Linked DNA regions of Homo sapiens: regions 1, 2, 3, 5 and 6 are each linked to region 4. The links are chromatin contacts, found by Hi-C or POLR2A ChIA-PET in ENCODE. All regions are on one chromosome and are shown on one strand. The core of a region is the stretch at or near the end of the contact, and the rest is flanking DNA. Distances in the headings are between cores, read along the strand shown.

What was found. Hi-C counts contacts between places; a loop is a spot of excess contacts on that map. ChIA-PET counts read pairs that join two places held with the same protein, here RNA polymerase II (POLR2A). Pooled maps may share reads with other maps.
Region 1: a loop to region 4 is called in a pooled map, with 8 times the contacts of the local background. The contact joins the promoter of CLUAP1 here to the promoter of TFAP4 in region 4. A Hi-C loop is called at or near these places in 1 of 37 single-sample maps with no recorded cell type and 9 of 50 pooled maps. POLR2A ChIA-PET finds 5 or more read pairs at or near these places in 2 of 52 experiments (PC-9 and activated T-cell).
Region 2: a map of CD8-positive, alpha-beta T cell shows a loop between it and region 4 (13-fold over the local background). The contact joins the promoter of ZNF174 here to the promoter of TFAP4 in region 4. A Hi-C loop is called at or near these places in 1 of 168 maps with a recorded cell type or tissue (CD8-positive, alpha-beta T cell), 1 of 37 single-sample maps with no recorded cell type and 6 of 50 pooled maps. POLR2A ChIA-PET finds 5 or more read pairs at or near these places in 1 of 52 experiments (AG04449).
Region 3: a loop to region 4 is called in a pooled map, with 7 times the contacts of the local background. The contact joins the promoter of ZNF263 here to the promoter of TFAP4 in region 4. A Hi-C loop is called at or near these places in 6 of 50 pooled maps. POLR2A ChIA-PET finds 5 or more read pairs at or near these places in 2 of 52 experiments (activated B cell and naive thymus-derived CD8-positive, alpha-beta T cell).
Region 5: a loop to region 4 is called in a pooled map, with 4 times the contacts of the local background. The contact joins the promoter of NAGPA-AS1 here to the promoter of TFAP4 in region 4. A Hi-C loop is called at or near these places in 1 of 50 pooled maps. POLR2A ChIA-PET finds 5 or more read pairs at or near these places in 2 of 52 experiments (HCT116 and Panc1).
Region 6: a loop to region 4 is called in a pooled map, with 10 times the contacts of the local background. The contact joins the promoter of NLRC3 here to the promoter of TFAP4 in region 4. A Hi-C loop is called at or near these places in 4 of 37 single-sample maps with no recorded cell type and 5 of 50 pooled maps.

What each region holds. Positions count from the first base shown.
Region 1 is chr16:3,499,734-3,502,433 of GRCh38, reverse strand. CLUAP1 (clusterin associated protein 1) reads right to left here and starts at 1,430. Exons shown (of 12, transcript NM_015041.3): 1 at 1,345-1,430. The coding sequence starts at 1,366. RefSeq lists enhancers at 1-170, 171-688, 1,196-1,575, 1,696-1,745.
Region 2 is chr16:3,399,930-3,402,629 of GRCh38, reverse strand. ZNF174 (zinc finger protein 174) reads right to left here and starts at 1,415. Exons shown (of 3, transcript NM_003450.3): 1 at 224-1,415. The coding sequence starts at 625. ZSCAN32 (zinc finger and SCAN domain containing 32) reads left to right here and starts at 1,626. Exons shown (of 7, transcript NM_001284527.2): 1 at 1,626-1,685. RefSeq lists silencers at 1,069-1,288, 1,839-1,988 and an enhancer at 1,366-1,865.
Region 3 is chr16:3,282,152-3,284,851 of GRCh38, reverse strand. It overlaps ZNF263 (zinc finger protein 263), which reads right to left and starts at 1,361. Exons shown (of 6, transcript NM_005741.5): 1 at 647-1,361. The coding sequence starts at 1,033. RefSeq lists enhancers at 369-872, 1,583-1,772, 1,883-2,388 and a silencer at 1,053-1,212.
Region 4 is chr16:4,271,659-4,274,358 of GRCh38, reverse strand. TFAP4 (transcription factor AP-4) reads left to right here and starts at 1,336. Exons shown (of 7, transcript NM_003223.3): 1 at 1,336-1,701. The coding sequence starts at 1,613. RefSeq lists silencers at 392-1,041, 1,762-1,811, 2,172-2,331 and enhancers at 190-1,165, 1,462-1,511, 2,412-2,601, 2,143-2,700.
Region 5 is chr16:5,032,388-5,035,087 of GRCh38, reverse strand. It overlaps NAGPA-AS1 (NAGPA antisense RNA 1), which reads right to left and starts at 1,386. Exons shown (of 2, transcript NR_038913.1): 1 at 1,027-1,386. NAGPA (N-acetylglucosamine-1-phosphodiester alpha-N-acetylglucosaminidase) reads left to right here and starts at 1,153. Exons shown (of 10, transcript NM_016256.4): 1 at 1,153-1,259; 2 at 1,360-1,815. The coding sequence starts at 1,174. RefSeq lists enhancers at 1,042-1,221, 1,415-1,916.
Region 6 is chr16:3,576,149-3,578,848 of GRCh38, reverse strand. NLRC3 (NLR family CARD domain containing 3) reads left to right here and starts at 1,446. Exons shown (of 20, transcript NM_178844.4): 1 at 1,446-1,700. It overlaps LOC105371060 (a long non-coding RNA gene), which reads right to left and starts at 1,346. Exons shown (of 2, transcript XR_001752061.3): 1 at 1-1,346. RefSeq lists enhancers at 103-282, 313-362.

The DNA.
Region 1 (2,700 bases), core at 181-2,680, 770 kb after region 4:
CTCACTCTGTCGGCCAGGGTGGAGCGCAGTGGTGCCATCTTGGCTCACTGCAACCTCTGCCTCCCGGAATCAAGCAATTCTCCTGCCTCAGCTTCCCAAGTACCTGGGACTACAGACGCGCGCCACCATGCCCGGCTAATTTTTTGAATTTTTAGCAGCGGCAGGGTTTCGCCATGTTAGCTAGGCTAGTCTAGAACTCCTGAAATTAAGTGATCCGCCTGCCTCGGTCTTCCAAAGGGCTGGGATTACAGGCGTGACCCACTGCGCCCAGCCGTAACCAACACTCTTAGCCTCGTTCTTCCACTTCCCCACCCTCTTAGCAAAGGAATTCGAGCTCCCTTCTCCTTACCAGCCCTGCAGAAAGGATGCAGATGGAGTTCAGGATGTCTGGAGTTCAGGCAACCTGAATTCAAGCCCCAGTGCCACCTCCTACCGCCTGTATCACCTGCCCAAGTTACCTGACCTCTCTGTGCCCGTTTCCTCACTACCAAATACAGGGGGCACAGAGTTGTTCAGATGATTAAAATGAAATGCGCATAACACAGAGCGGGCCCTGGCAGATCGTTAAAACTCAAAAAATGTTAGCCGCAATGATTATCACCCAGCCTCCTCTCCTCGGTTTCGTTGCTGGTTGTTTTTTTTTTGGTTTGTTTTTTGTTTTTTGAGATGTTGTTTCGCTCTTGTTGCCTAGGCTGGAGTGCAATGGCCCGATCTCGGCTCACCGCAACCTCCAAAGCGATTCTCCTGCTTCAGACTCCCGAGTAGCTGGGATTACAGGCGCCCGCCACCACCCCCGGCTAATTTTGTAATTTTAGTAGAGACGGGGTTTCTCCATGTTGGTCAGGCTGGTCTCGAACTCCCGACCTCAGGTGATTCGCCCGCCTCGGCCTCCCAAAGTGTTGGGCTTACGGGCGTGAGCCACCGCGCCCGGCCTGCTGTTCGGTTTTCTAAGCGCTAAGCTAACCCAACTCAAAAAATAGTCTCTAAACTCTCCATGCATTTTCCAATACGGTAGCGAAGAGCGGCATGCAGCTACACAAACAGAAATAAATTACACTTAAAAATTCAGTTATTCATCTGCACTAGCCACATTTCAAGCGTTCTGAGCCACACGCGGCCAGTGGCAGATAGAGAACTTTCCATCCTCGCTAGAAATGGCCGAAGAAGGGCCTGGGACGCTCGGCCGGGTTGCAGCCGCGGGTCAGGCGGTCCCTGAGGCGCAGAGGCCCGAAAGGAGCCTCCGGCAGCGCAAGCCTCAGGGATCGCCTACACAGGGGACCCGGCGGGCGGGAGCCCTGAATCTCTGGAAGACCCGCAGGTCACAGGGGCGCGGGGCTGCCTTACTGCGGAGGTCGCGGAAAGACATAACGCTCAGGTCCCCAGGAGCCCAGGGTCGCAACTGCTCGCCCCTCAGCGATCACAGGCCCAGCGCTCGACGATCTCTATGGCAACCAATGGACCCTTGGACGGCGCACGGTCAGGGACAAACAAAAAGCGAAGCGAAGACGCGGCGGCACGTGCATACGCACGGGGAGAGCGGGCCGGCAGAGAGCGCTCCTGAGACGCCGAGGGCAGAGGGCGTGGCGATACCGGCGTCTATGAGGGCTGCAAGCTTCCCAGCTTCTGGGCGTCTGTTTACACGCTTTGCGGACGTTTCGCGCTGGGTGACAGGTTCTGAGTACCTACTACGTGCTTGATATTGCGCTAGGCGCTTTCCATATTGCTTATTTCCCCCTCATTTCTATAAAGAATGCACGATGCTTGGCTGGGCGCGGGGGCTCACGCCTACAATCCCAGCACTTTGGGATGCCGAGGCGGGCGGATCACTTGAGGTCAGGAGTTCGAGACCAGCCTGGCCAACATGGCGAAACCCCGTCTCTACCAAAAAATACAAAAATTTGCCAAGCGTGGTGGCGCACACCTGTAATCCCAGCTACTCGGGAGGCTGAGGCAGAAGAATTACTTGAACCCGGCAGGCAGAGGTTGCAGTGAGCCGAGATCGCGCCACTGCCCTTCGGCCTGGCGACAGAGCGAGACTCTGTCTCAAAAAAAAAAAAAAAAAAAAAATGCACTATACTCAGGAAGCCCGCCTTCCCCCGTCCGAGGCACAGCGCGCTCCTCGTCGGAATCTGGTTGCCGAGCGGAGGACGGGATCACTGTGGGCGCCCAGAGGCAGGCCAGGCCTCGGTCTCGCGCACGCGCAGACGGCTCGGGCTGCACAACAGGCCGGAAAGGGGCCCTGAGCCGCTCGCGCCGCGCGGGTCCCGGCAGCCCTAGCCTCTGCATGGGGGCGCGAGGAGACGGCAGGAAGGGGCGGCCTCCACGTGTGAAATGGGGAGATGCCCCGCCAGGCGTGGCACAGCAGCCGGGTTTTGTAAGGTAGCTTGAGCAGGAACAAGGAAACAGCGTAGTGCACAAAGCGATTGGTTGGCATCAGGTTATTTCAGATGCATTTCTTTGGGTTAAAGCAGAGGGGGCTTCCTTATGCCAGCCTAGGTGGACAGGGCCCCTTTTGTTGGTTGCAGTGAATCTTCTGTGTTTTGGCAGACTGGCCTGTCTCTAAGTTCGCATTGATTACGTGGCACCTTGCACTAGCGATTCCATTCTGGTTTGGTCTGGTCCGTTGGTACCTTGTGCAGGAGCTCGCTCCAAAACAATGGCCTCCCATAAATGTTGCTTCACGTGTTATTAAGAAAAACA
Region 2 (2,700 bases), core at 166-2,665, 870 kb after region 4:
AAAATTAGCCGGGCGCGGTGGCGGGCGCCTGTAGTCCCAGCTACTCGGGAGGCTGAGGCAGGAGAATGGCGTGAACCCGGGAGGCGGAGCTTGCAGTGAGCCGAGATAGCGCCACTGCACTCGGGCCTGGGCGAAAGAGCAAGATTCCGTCTCAAAAAAAGAAAAAAAAAAAAAAAGAAAAGAAAAAGAAATCCCCAGGATGATGGGAGAGGACCCTCCTTACCCACTGCTTTGGTTTCTTGGATGCTCTGTGAAAATCTTCCACGAGGGTCACAATCTCCTTGCTGCTCATTGGACATCGATGCCTGACCCGAGCCTGGATCTCCGGGGGCAGGATGGTCAGGAACTGCTCCATCACCAGAAGCTCCAAAATCTGCTCCTTGGTGTGCAGCTCGGGTTGCAACCACTGACGGCAGAGCTGTCGGAGCTGGGAGAGAGCCTCTTGGGGTCCAGACACCTCTTGATAACAAAAGCGTCTGAAGCTCTGGCGGCAGAGCTCAGGATCTGGGCAGTTTTTTTGCAGAGGAGGGCCCCGTTTCTCTTCTAGTTTGGCTATTATGTGTCTCTCTTGCTTGGAGGAAGCTTCAGTGTTGGAGCTTAAAGTTATCTCCATTTTAGCTGCCATTTTGGGCGTCAGGAGACAACTCTCTCCTTGTAAACGGGTTAAGCCTTTGGGATCATGACCCTGGAGAAGTCTCTGAATACTAGAAAGATTCTAGAAACGAAGGTTCTCTGAGGATGTTAGGGGGAACGGGATGCAGAGACAAAGCCTCACTTGCTAGCCTTTACTAGCCAAACTCAAGACAACGCGGTCCCTGGGAGTGGGAAGAGTTTTGTCTTCTTGTCAGTTTTTTGCAGTCTTGCAAAGGAGAAAAGTCATAACGTCCTAAAAGGACTCTGGGGAAAAAATACTTCTTTTATTTCAGTAGCAAGCACACAGGTCTCGGATTTAATGAGCAATACGCTCTAACCGGCGGGTGGAGCGGAATCCCTAGGAAAAGTTCAAGCTGTCGCAGGTAGCTTGCCCCAACTCTCCCGCATCCTGGCGGAAACCGACCGGGTGCATGTCGCCGGGTGCTAAACGGTAGAGCTAAGCGAGGCCACAGCGCCAGCCGGGGGTGTGAGGTAGCGAACAGCCTCCTGCACGCGAGCAAAGCGGCTGCTCGCTGCCGAGGCGCCGCAGGCCCAGTGGCTCCGGCCTCCAGGGCGGCCCCGCGGCCCAGCCAGCCCCAGGCCTGGCGAAGCTGCCGCAACCCGATGCGCAGCTGAACTCCACGCCCGGTGTGAGCTCGGACTGGCGACTGCGACACCGGTACCCCGAACAGCCCGGCGCCCCGCACCCACCTGCAGCCGACTCACCTCTCCGGGAACCCAAGACCGAGGGACTTAGGACCCGACACCGGCGAGCACGGGCTGGGGGCGGGGCCGATGCCACTCGCTGCGGAGACGCCCACTAGCTGCTGAGGACAACTACTGACAGGGCCCGCCTCCTGCCAAGGGCATTCTCTACCGTCTATTGGTTGCTGCGCCTGTCAATACCGTCGCAGTGCATCCCGGGAGCTGCAGTCCGGCAATTCGGCTTGCGGGCCTGCGCAGGGGCGTGCGTAATGGGCGGAGCGAATCGCGCCGCTGACTTCCGGCCCGGAGGCTGAGGGAGTTTGTGGAGTCGCGAGTGCTGGTGTCCGGTGAGTTCTCCGCTTCCTTGCGGCCGGCGGGATTAGCCGCTGGGCCCTGCGACGGCCGAGGAGCCCCTCCCCGCTGGGAGTCTTCTCCGAGGCGTTCGGGTCCGGCCCCGATGGGCGTCTCCTTGGGACAGGCAGCCTCCCTCAGGCCGGGCGTCCCCAGACGCGCCGCGATCACCGTGCCCCGCTCCCACCGTGCGGATCACCCCGAGCCTGAGCGCCGGCGCCCCGGGACCCCCTGGCCTTGACCCTGCTCATCTCGTCCCTGTCTCGCCCACTCCCTACTCATCCACAGTGCCTAGCCCTGGCACCGAGTGCGTTCTGAGTACTCAATAAATAGTTAACTAAGTGAAAAACCTATCAACCTGGCTCCCCATCCTCATGCTACATTTTTTTCCGAGTGTTTGGGCCATCGCTAGAGTGAAGTAAAATTTTCAGAGAACAGCATTTTAAAATTTAACGATGAGTGGGAGGTAAGGGGTCAAAAGGGGTCAAGAAGGGTGCAGGTTCCGCCTTCTGCATGAAGTTAGAAGAGCTTTTATTAAATTCTTCTTCAGCCAGGTAAGGCACAGGATGAACATAATGAAGGCAAGGGGTGCTGGTTCTAGTCCTGGCCTTGCTGCCTAGGAGCTGTGCTGTGTGATGCTTTAGGCAAGATACTTCATCGCTCTCAGTTTCTTTTTGGCTAGAAAGCAGTGCTAACAATAATAATGCCCTTGATTTCTCTATCTCTAGAAGCACTGAAATGTAAAGAGAATTTAAGTGAAGGCAGTTCAAGTTCCTTGAGAAAAGGGAACCCAAATCCATTTTTAAAATATAAAAAAATTTCTTTAATTTTTAAAAAACATTTACCATCATAACCATTTTTAAGTGTACAGCTCAGTAGTCCTGAGTATATTCATCTTGTTGTGCATGCTGGATCCATTTTAATACCACATGGTGAGGGTGTATCAGCCCCTGGAGAAAATGTAAATTACGATCTGCTTTAATCTGTGTTTTAAGTAGATAAAAACCAACA
Region 3 (2,700 bases), core at 112-2,611, 990 kb after region 4:
TTCCCCACACAGCTCTTAAGATACACCTCACTCCCTTTTGCTCTCCCCACCTTTTCTAGGTGCTTCTATTCCTCACTATAGGATAGGCTAAATTGGGGTAGCCCTGGGGACCAATGACCTCAGGGCCTCGGTGCCAAATTATCTTTCAAAGTTCACAATTAACGGAGGCCCAGCTTTGCAGAGAAGACCAGACCGTGGACCCTAACATAACAACAGGTAACAAGTACTAAGCACTCATAAGCTAGTAGTGTTCACAACTTTACATGCTGCTCTCCCTCTAAGCCCTAGAAAGTATGTTAATATCCTCATTTTACGAATAGGAAAACAGGCCGAAAGAGATCAAGTAACTTGCCAAAGTAACAAAGCTAGTACTAGCAGATTGAGGATTTGAACGCTGGCGATCTAACTCCATGGCTAACACTAACTGTTGCAGGGACACCGCCTCCGCGTGGAAACAGGGCACTCTTCACTGCTTTCGTTCATTTGGGGGAAAATCTGGAGGATGAGTGTTCCAGGTTAAATCACAAGTCCTCTTCCCCACGTAAGGTCTACTCAGGGCAATTTACTTGAATTCGACCGGGGGCGCAATGTCCCAGTGCTCAGGGCTAAACAAACCACAGATAAAACAGCTCTCTCTCTCTCTCACCTGTTGTCTCAGTCTCCCAAGCTCTCTCTGCATATCCTCCACAAGGGTCACCGCTTCTTCGCCGCTCTCCGGATGCAGCTCCTGCACCCTGCTCTGGATCTCCTGGGGCAGGATGGTCAGGAACTGCTCTAACACCAGCAGCTCCAAGATCTGCTCCTTCGTGCGCATCTCAGGCCGAAGCCACCCATGGCAAAGCTCTTGGAGCCGGCTGAGGGCTTCCCGGGGACCAGCTGCCTCTTGGAAGCGGAACCGTCTGAAGCGCAAGTGGGAGGCCTCGGGGCTCGGTCCTGGGTCAGGTGGGGGCAGCTCCTGGCTCCAGGCGCAGTCCTCCTCCAGCTTCACTATCAGGAGCCCTTCCCGTTCCTGGGAGCCCGGGCCCGACGCCATCGTCAGGTCTCCAGAGCGCCTTAGCCCGAAACCAGCCGTGCCCGCCTACGAAGGCGCCCTGAACCCATGTAAGGTTGGACGGCGCCAGCAGGAGCCCGGGGCCGGGGGCTCCCAGTCCAGGCCGAGGAGCCCCGCTCCAGCCCAGGCGCGGCCGGCTCCGGCGCCTAGGCCTCAGTCGGTCCCAGGCGCCGCCACGCCGGCCCCGTGGCCCATCTGCGCCAGGACTTCCCCGAGGCAGGAACCGAGCGCCACGCTTCTCACCCTATATAGAGGACCCACGCAAGACTCAGACCTCTGCTCCCACGCCGGAAATCTCAGCGCGCAAGTTAGGCGTCCACAAGCCCACGGCGCCTGCTCGTGACCAATTTCCGGGTCACGTTTTGCGAACTCCAGCGCCCATTAGGTCAGGTTTCTCCACACACTCACCGCCTACCAATGAGAAGGGAAGATTGGCCTACGGGGACTGGATGAGCGAGGGACCAATTGGAGACGAGAGGCGGGGCCACGGGGCGCGCCCTGAAATTCTGGGAGTGACTGGGGGCAGGGCAGCTGGATCCAAGCGAAGAAAACAAGCCTGAGGTCGTTGTGACTGGCGGGCAACCTGGGTTAGAATTACTCCGGAGCGCTTGGGAAAACGCAGATCCCAGGGCCACGCGCTCTCCAGTGCGTCAGTGTCGGGGTGAGACCCGGAAATCTGAATTGTTAATCAGCTTCCCCGGATGAATCCTTTCCCAAGCCAGGCCCCACCCGCTTCGGCTACTCTGGGCTGGCTGAAGATGGTCCCATTGGCCCCTGCGGCCTCGTCGGCTCCGGAAGCCAGGGGCTCCTCGGCATGTCGGGGAGGCCAGGGAGCTAGCCGCCCGCCCAGTCAGTGGCGCCGCGTGGCCTGCTGCGCGGGGCCTGCTGGGAGATGCAGTCCGCGGCGCGGCCTCGCGACTGCGCGTGCGCCCTGGGCGAGCGCCCAAGAGCCCGGCGGTTCTGAAACCCCGAGTCCCGCGGAGAACCCTGCTGGGCTTTGGGCTCGCTTCTGCGGCTGGACGTCCCAGAGGAGCGCTCGGGTCTGGGTTCGCGGCACCTGCTTCCGATTTTAGACCGAATTTTAAATCTGCCCGAGATGTGCAGCGCCTGCAGTTCATTCTCCAAGTTTCAGTCTCTTACCCAGCCCTGCAAGGGCGGGATCTGCCTCCAGCTCCGCCGTGGACTGTGATAGTTGGGGGCGAGTGGCAGGAGGGCCGCAGGGCCGATTCCCTATTGGGCGCGGTTGTGGGCTTTGTGTCGGTGAGCGGGGCTGCCCAGTTGTGAGGCGGCCCAGGTCCTCCGGGCCATGAGATCCGCAAATGGAAGCGTCCTGGGATAGAATGTGACAATCAGTTACCGTGTATTGAGCGTTTATATGCAGATCGATCCTGAAAACACGTTAGTATGAAGCAGATGCTATTAGCAGCCCCTTCCTACAGGTGGTGGCACTGAAGTCATTTACTTGGGTCACACAGCTAGTCTGTCGTCAAAGGTGAGGCTACCATGATAGTAGAGGGTAATATGGGATTAAAGGGGTTTGTGATGACTAAGTGAAAAGAGTACTGATATTTTAGTTTTTTTCTTTTTTTTTTTTTTCCGAGACGGAGTTTCGCTCTTGTTGCCCAGGCTGGAGTGCAATGGCGCAGTCT
Region 4 (2,700 bases), core at 87-2,586:
AGTGGTCTGGGATCTCTCCTTAGAGAAACTGCCTAACAGGTTGCTTCAAGGATTGGAGAGCGTGTAAGCAAAACTGCTCGGCATCCACCGGGTGCTGGCAACATCTAATAACAATATTTCCCAATAATAACAGTAACTATTGTTACTAGTAGGAATAAGTCAAATTAGGAGGCGCGATTTAGGCGGAACCTGGAAGGCGGTGGGCAGGATCCAGGACATTCCAAGGCAGGCGTGGGCTTCCTGAGCCAGGAGCCAACCCTCCAGGAGCCAGGGGAGGGCCTGGGGCCGGAAGGTGCGGCGTGCGAGCGGAGGACGGAAGCTCGCCGCCAGGGTCCCCGTCCCTGCCCCAAGTCGTCACCCCCTCTTGGGGAGCGCATCCTGGCGGAGGGGCAAGTCCCACACGGGCTTTGTTATGAATGGGAAGCTGCAGCCTTCAGCCCGCGGAGGGAACAGTGCGGGTCTGGGGGAATAGCAGGGGACCCGGCAGCAACCAGCAGACCTCCCCGCAGCGCTGGCAGCCTGCGCCCGGGGGCCGCTGCCGTTCAGGCCCGCCTCCACCCTCCCCTCCCTGCCGGGGCCCCCGGCTTCCTAGGGCGGCCCCAGCATCCGAGGCGCCCTTTGCCGTCCCGTCGCCGGGTCCAAGATTCCCAGGATCCGGAGTCCCGGCCGTGCGGCCAGCTAAGCAAGGCGGGAGGGAGGAAGCTGGCCGGCCTCCGAAGTCAGCCCCGAGTTACATGTGGGAAGCGGTGGCTGTGACGCAAGTTTCCAGGGGGCCCTGGGCTCGGCTCGAAGGGAGCACACCGGAGAGGCTCCGCTCCGTGCAGCTGCAATGGTGAAAAAGCAGAAGCCCCAAGCGCGAACCCCAGGCCGCCTTCCTTGCTGCCGCTGCACGCCCGACCCAGCCGCGCCCCCTCCTCCCTGCGGGCCGGCCGAGCGCGCGGACCCTGCTCTGGGCCAGTCGCTGCTGGACTCCGGGCTGCACGGGCTGGGCTCCCTGCGCGGTGGCTGGCCTTTTTTTTTTTTTTTTTGCAACGCTTGCCAACCTGTCAGCTGATGGACCTCATCACCCATAGTGGCGCATGTAGCTCGGCCGCAGCTCGCTCCATTCACGCCGCGCCCCGCAAGCCCGCCCGCGGCCCCCGGCCCCCTGCGCCCCGCGAGAGGCCTGCAGACCCCGGTTGCAGCCGGTCCCCGGGGGCCCGCGCCCCTCTCGCCCCGGCCTCGCGCCGCCCGGGGGGCGCTGCAAATAGTCCTTTGTTTACATGCAATTCCTTACTCCGCGGAAGGAGGCCGGGGGAGTGCTGAGTTTTCACCAGCTGTTTCCCGCCTTGAAACAGACATCTGATCAGCTGCAAACACACACACACACACACACACACACACACACACACACACACACACACATACACACGCCCGGGGAGGCAGGCCGGAGAGACCTCCCTCCCGCCCCTCCCGCCCGCCTCCCTCCCCTCGCCGCCGCCGCCGCCGCCAGCATCTGGGACCGGCCGATTCTGCACCTCCGTCCGGCGCTGCCCTTTGATTCGGATTTCCATCTTGCATTCTCCGGCTGATCGCGGGACCTGGCTCGTGCAGAGGAGGGGGGCCGATCGCTATGGAGTATTTCATGGTGCCCACTCAGAAGGTGCCCTCTTTGCAACATTTCAGGAAAACAGAGAAAGAAGTGATAGGAGGGCTCTGTAGGTGTGTACTCCTCCTCCCCCCACCCCCTTCCTACCACTGCAGCCCCCGGCCAGCCCGCCCGGGCGGGCGCGCGTGTGCGCACGCATGGCCCGCGCCGCCGACCCCGCTAGCCTTTCTTAGCTGCCGGGACGGCTGCAGCCCCACACGCCGGGTCCGCGCCGCCCCGGGACCCTCCTTCCTTGGAGCATGGGGGCCCCAAGCGGCCCCGGCCACTTTTGTCCGCTGCAGGCGGGCGAGTCGCGACGTTTGTAAATTGCAAACAGACCCACGTGGTTCTGCAGCAGTCCCGGCCATGCTTGGTGCTGGTGGCCTTCCCCCCCGCGCTTCCTCTTTCCCCCTCCTGCGGCGGCTTCCTTCCTCTCCTTCCTTCCTCGGGATCTGAGGTCGTCCCCATCCAAGGGGGTCTGGGGGCCCGGGGCGCGCGTGGGGGTGTAGCTAGGGCGGCTACAATGCAGCCATGCCGCGGCTCCCGGCGCGGGGTGGGGGCGGGGAGCCGGGCACTGTGCGTGTTTGCAGAGCGGGGCTGCAGCGGGGTCGGGGGCGTGCTCGCGTGTGGGTGTTGGGGGTGGGCGGACCCCGAGGGGCCCGCGCGGCCGGTAGGGGCGCCGCGGCCCGGGGCACGTTGGCTGCCGCTCGCTCGCCCGCCCGCGCCCGGGCGCTGTTTACTAGCGAGGCCTGGACGTGACTCTGCAGCCCTCTTGGAGTAGGCGGACCTCTGCGCGCGGCCTCGCGGGAGCTGTAGTTCTCCGTGTCCTGCTGGTGCAGCATTGTGGGATTTGTAGGCGCTCCTGGGCCACGCTTTCCCTGCACAAAGCTCGGCCCCCGCGGGCACGATGGGCAAGGCAGGCCAGGTGGGCAGGCCATTTGGGGAAGGGACACCTGAGGCCGCCCCTAGCCTCGCAGGGCAGCTTCCCGCCGCACGTGGGTTTCCTCTGCAAACTTTCCCATCCAACGCCCCTCCCCCCTGCCGTAAACCGAAAGCGTCGGGTCCCCCAGCCG
Region 5 (2,700 bases), core at 137-2,636, 760 kb before region 4:
TCCAGCCTGGGTGACAAGAGCAAAACTCTGTCTTAAAAAAAAAAAAAAAAAAAGCTTTTTGCATTCAGCTGTAACCCGACAATCCACTCGGACTCCCGTCTCCACTTTGGAGAGCTTTCTTCTTTCCCTTATTAAACGTTCGCTCCAACCCCACCCTTGTGTCCACGCTCCTTAGTTTTCTTGGAGGTAGGACAAAGAACCCCGGGACTAGTTCAGACAAGGAGAAACTGCTATATTAAGGTGCACTGGCAAGACCGCAACAGTATCAAGCCAATTAGACTTGCCGTGGCTCCTGGAATGGCCCACGCACTGCACTGGCACCAAGACACCACCCAACCCTGGACACTGCACTGGGACAGGAGGCCTGAAGAGAAGAATCCTCTCAAAGGAAGCTTGAAGTACATGCTACAAAATAAACTGGCTTCTATACTCAGGGCCAGCTTCATGGGCTCACTCAGAAGGTCCCTGGCTTGCTGCAACCATTTGCTCTGACCATCTTGAAATTCTTAATAGTTTTCTGGGTTTTTTAGTAAGTGTCCCCACGTTTTCATTTTGCATTGAGTCACACAAATCATGTAGCTGGGCTGTCTTCAAAAATGTCAAGGTAGTAAAAGACAAAAGGCTGAGGAGCCTTCCAGATGAAGAGATCAAAGAGACATGACAACTAAAAGCAACTCCTGGGTTACAGGGTCAGGGGCGGACAAAAAGGAAAAGAAAAAAAAAGACATTAGAGGGACAATTGAAGGTTAGCTGTGGATGACATCACAGAAATGTCAATGGGAGTTGTCCTAATGATATTTGCCCTGTGGTTAAGAAAATGCCCTTGTTCTTAGGAGATTCATGGCGAGGTATGGGGTAAAGGATCATGACATCTGCAATTTGGTTGCCATTGGTTCAGGAAAAAAAAAAAACAAAGTACAAATGATTGAGTAAATCAGGCAAGCCTAAACCACTGCTAAACATGAATAACAGTTCTACGAGAGTTCTTTATGCTCTCCTTGCAACTTCCTGTAGGTTTGAGATTACCTGGAGATAAAAAGTTAACATCACCAGCACCGCCCGCCAGCCCGCCAGCCGAAAAGAGCGCAGGTAATTCAGTCCGAGCTGAAAGCGGCCACCCTGGGACTTGAGTCACGTGAGGCGAGCCCACATGACCCGAGGCCCCGGTCCAATATGGCGACCTCCACGGGTCGCTGGCTTCTCCTCCGGCTTGCACTATTCGGCTTCCTCTGGGAAGCGTCCGGCGGCCTCGACTCGGGGTGAGTGCAGCTCCCTGGGCCAGCCTGGTTCGGGGGGTCCCCCCTGTCCTCCGAGCTCACGAGGACAGCCCCCTGAGCTCACGGCCGCCCGTCCCCGCAGGGCCTCCCGCGACGACGACTTGCTACTGCCCTATCCACGCGCGCGCGCGCGCCTCCCCCGGGACTGCACACGGGTGCGCGCCGGCAACCGCGAGCACGAGAGTTGGCCTCCGCCTCCCGCGACTCCCGGCGCCGGCGGTCTGGCCGTGCGCACCTTCGTGTCGCACTTCAGGGACCGCGCGGTGGCCGGCCACCTGACGCGGGCCGTTGAGCCCCTGCGCACCTTCTCGGTGCTGGAGCCCGGTGGACCCGGCGGCTGCGCGGCGAGACGACGCGCCACCGTGGAGGAGACGGCGCGGGCGGCCGACTGCCGTGTCGCCCAGAACGGCGGCTTCTTCCGCATGAACTCGGGCGAGTGCCTGGGGAACGTGGTGAGCGACGAGCGGCGGGTGAGCAGCTCCGGGGGGCTGCAGAACGCGCAGTTCGGGATCCGCCGCGACGGGACCCTGGTCACCGGGTGAGGAGGCAGGGAGCCCCGTGCTGTCGAGGGCAGAGGGCCTGAGATTTGGGTTGTAGCCGTGCCTCCGTGTTCAAGTCACTTAACCAAGCTGAGCCCCTGTTTCCTCCTCTGCAGAATGGGGATAGGAATCGCTTCCTTGCAGAGTTTATTCATCATCCAGTATCATTGAGCACTTGCTTGTATCAGGCAATGTGCCGCGCCCCGGTGAGATAGCCGTGAACAACACAGTCTTTGCCTTAACAGCCCTCCCCCATTACTAGAAAAATCAACAAAAGCCGGGTAAATAGCTAACATACATTCTGATTGCTGTGTGTGCAGCAAAGCAACCAACGGGGTGAACCCGTTGTAAATAGTGTTGATTTTAGGGAGGGTGATCTGGAACACGCCTCTCCGAGGTGACCTTTGAGTGGGAACTTGAAGATGAATCACTAAGTGAGCCAAGGTCAGAACTGGAGGAAGAGCGTTTCAGTCCAAAGGAACCCCACGCACAAAGGCTCAGAGGCTCAGGGGGGCTTGTGTGTATGAGGGACTGAAAAAGGAGTGGGGTGTCAGAAACATCAACTCATCAAGACTGATGATTTTTTTTTTTTTGAGACAGAGTCTTGCTCTGTTGCCCAGGATGGAGGGCAGTGGCATGATACCGGCTCACTGCAACCTCTGCCTCCCGGGTTCAAGCGATTCTCCTGCCTCAGCCTCTGGAGTAGCTGGGACTACGGACGTGTGCCACCACGCCCGGCTGATTTTTGTATTTTTAGTAGAGACGGGATGGGGTGGGGAACGGGGGAGTGGGTTCACCATATTGGCCTGGCCGGTCTCGAACTCCTGACCTCAAGTGATCCACCCACCTCAGCCTCCCAAAGTGCTGGGATGACAGGTGTGAGC
Region 6 (2,700 bases), core at 197-2,696, 700 kb after region 4:
AGGGACAAAAGAAGGTAGGCAGGCAGGGGAATGTGCAGGAGCACTTCTGGTCTGCTGCCTCAGTTCCCTCCCCCCCATCACCCACACAGGCTCTGGGGAACCAGCTAACCCTCCTACCTCCCCTGAGCCACAAGCTGCTCTATGAGTCCAGACCCACTACTCTCCTGCTCTACAACCATTGCTGGCTCCCACTTGCTTGCTGAGGAAAATTCAGACCCCAGGACCCCTGTCCCTTGGCTCCCACCTTGTCACCTCCTTCCCTCAGTGGCCCCATGTTGCTTGCTCCCTGTCCCCAGCGGATGTCCCATACTTTATTGTAATTTTTCTCATGTGGCTTGCTCTGGGCCATGTCCTTCCCCCTCACGCCCTTCCCTGTCAGGGCAGGCCACCCACTGAGGTCCACTTCCAGGGGCCGAGTGCGATCTCCTGCCGCGGACGGCAACATTCTGCTGTTTCCTCTTAGGGTACAGGTGACCTGCCTCTGGGGAGCCCTTTGCTCACAGGAAGATGTTATGGGGCACAGCTGAGTCAGAGGTGCCTACTGGGTGACAGAGAGAAAAGAAAGCAAGAGGTGTTAAAAGAGGGAGCACAGTGGCTCACACCTGTTATCTCCGTGTTTTGGGAGGCCAAGGCAGGAGGATCACTTGAGCCCCAGGAGGTAGAGGCTACAGTGAGCCGAGATCACACCACTGCACTCCAGTCTGGGTGACAGAGCAAGATCCTGTCTCAAAAAATAAATAGGCTGGGCGCAGTGGCTCACGCCTGTAATCCCACCCCTTTGGGAAGCCAAGGTGGGTGGATCACCTGAGGTCAGGCGTTCAAGACCAGCCTGGCCAACATGGCAAAGCCCCTCCTCTGCTAAAAATACAAAAATTAGCGGGGCATGGTGGCGCATGCCCGTAATCCCAGCTACTCAGGAGGCTGAGGCAGGAGAATCTCTTGAACCTGGGAGGGGGAGGTTGCAGTGAGCCGAGATCGTGCCATTGCACTCCAGCCTGGGCAACAGAGCGAGACTCTGTCTCAAATAAATAAATTAAATAAATAAATAAGGAGAGCCACAGGGGTGGCCTGGAGGTGGCAGGGCACAGTCCAGTCCTGCTGGGGTCACCCTCTAGTTGCGTGACCTCAGGCTGCTCACTTGATTTCCTGACCACCCGCCTGAAAACAAGCATTTGTTGATGGCGGGGCAGCTTCCTTTGTGGCGGGATGGAGGTGATGTGTCAACAGCCTTGGCACCAGCCACTTTATCCTGAGCATGCCACCTGCAGGGACACTTAATCCCAGAGTCAAGACCCCCAGCATCGCCCCCGCACTTAACTTGCACGGGGGCGGTGACCAAGCCAGGGTGCCCCGGCTCCTCGATGTGTCTGCGAGGCTGTTGGCTGTTGAAATCAGACAGGAAGGAAGAATGAGGTGGAGCCCAGCACAGGAAGAGGTGAGGACCCGGAGCCACAGGGACAGCCGGTGGGCTCGGTGGGGCTGCAGAAGGTCGGGGCTGCACTGCTCTCGGCCCCCACACGGTTGGTTGGTTGGCGTGGTAAGTGCCCTGATCCCTGGTCCTGAGAACTCAGGCTGGCACAGGGATTCCCAGGGCATCTACCACCACGCAGCTGGAGCAGGGCTGAGCCCAGGAGCATGGAGATGGACGCCCCCAGGCCCCCCAGTCTTGCTGTCCCTGGAGCAGCATCGAGGCCCGGGAGGTAAGTTGGGTCCAGGTGACCTCAGTGCAGGGCAGGGGAGGGAGAAGGGATGCTGGCAGGAAGGACAGTGGCCTTAAGGCCTGAGCTACTCTGGGGAGGGGGACTGGGGAGACTCCACGAGACTCCAAGAAGCTGTCTCCTGGGGCAGGACTGGCTCATGCTGTAGAAAAAAGAGATGTGGCCAGGCACGGTGGCTCACGCCTGTAATCCCAACACTTTGGGAGGCCAAGGTGGGCGGATCACTTGAGGTCAGGACTTTGAGACTAGCCTGGCCAACATGGTGAAACCCCATCTCTACTAAAAATAAAAAATAAATTAGCCAGGCATGTTGGCAGACGCCTGTAATCCCACCCAGCTAGTCGGGAGGCTGAGGCAGGAGAACCGCTTGAACCCGGGAGGCGTAGGTTGCAGTGAGCCGAGATCGAGCCACTGCACTCAATCCTGGGTGACAAAGCGAGACTGTCTCCAAAACAAAACAAAACAAAACAAAAAAGAAAAGAAAAAACAGGTAACTAAGAATGGCCCAGGACAGGTCCCAGGGACAAAACCCAGCTCCCCCAGGTACCAGTGATGGCCCAGGAGAAGCAGGAAGCATCTTGAAGGTGCTGCGGGCAGGCAGTGGTGATGCTGAGCCACGGCCTGGGGAATCGGCAGACCTGGGCACCCTTCCTGGCACTGGGACCCCCCATGGGAGGCTACTTCTCTGGGCCTCAGCACCCCACCTGTAGATGGAGGTGACAGCACAGGAGGGGCGAGGTCATGAGGGGCAGGGAGGGTGCAGGCGCCGCCCCCAGGCGAGTGGGCAGCCCCAGGGCCTCTCCTGCCCACAGCCTTGGGTGAGACAAGGGTCGAGAGAGACGGCAACCGCAGAGGCCTTCTCGGAAGAAGTGCCACTGCCCTGGGCCAGCCTGGGTGTTGGCTGCAGGGTCTTCCCCTATGGCCAGGCTCCAGAGGCCCTGGTGTTTTTCTGGACCCCTCCCTGGAGGTGACCCTGAGCCTG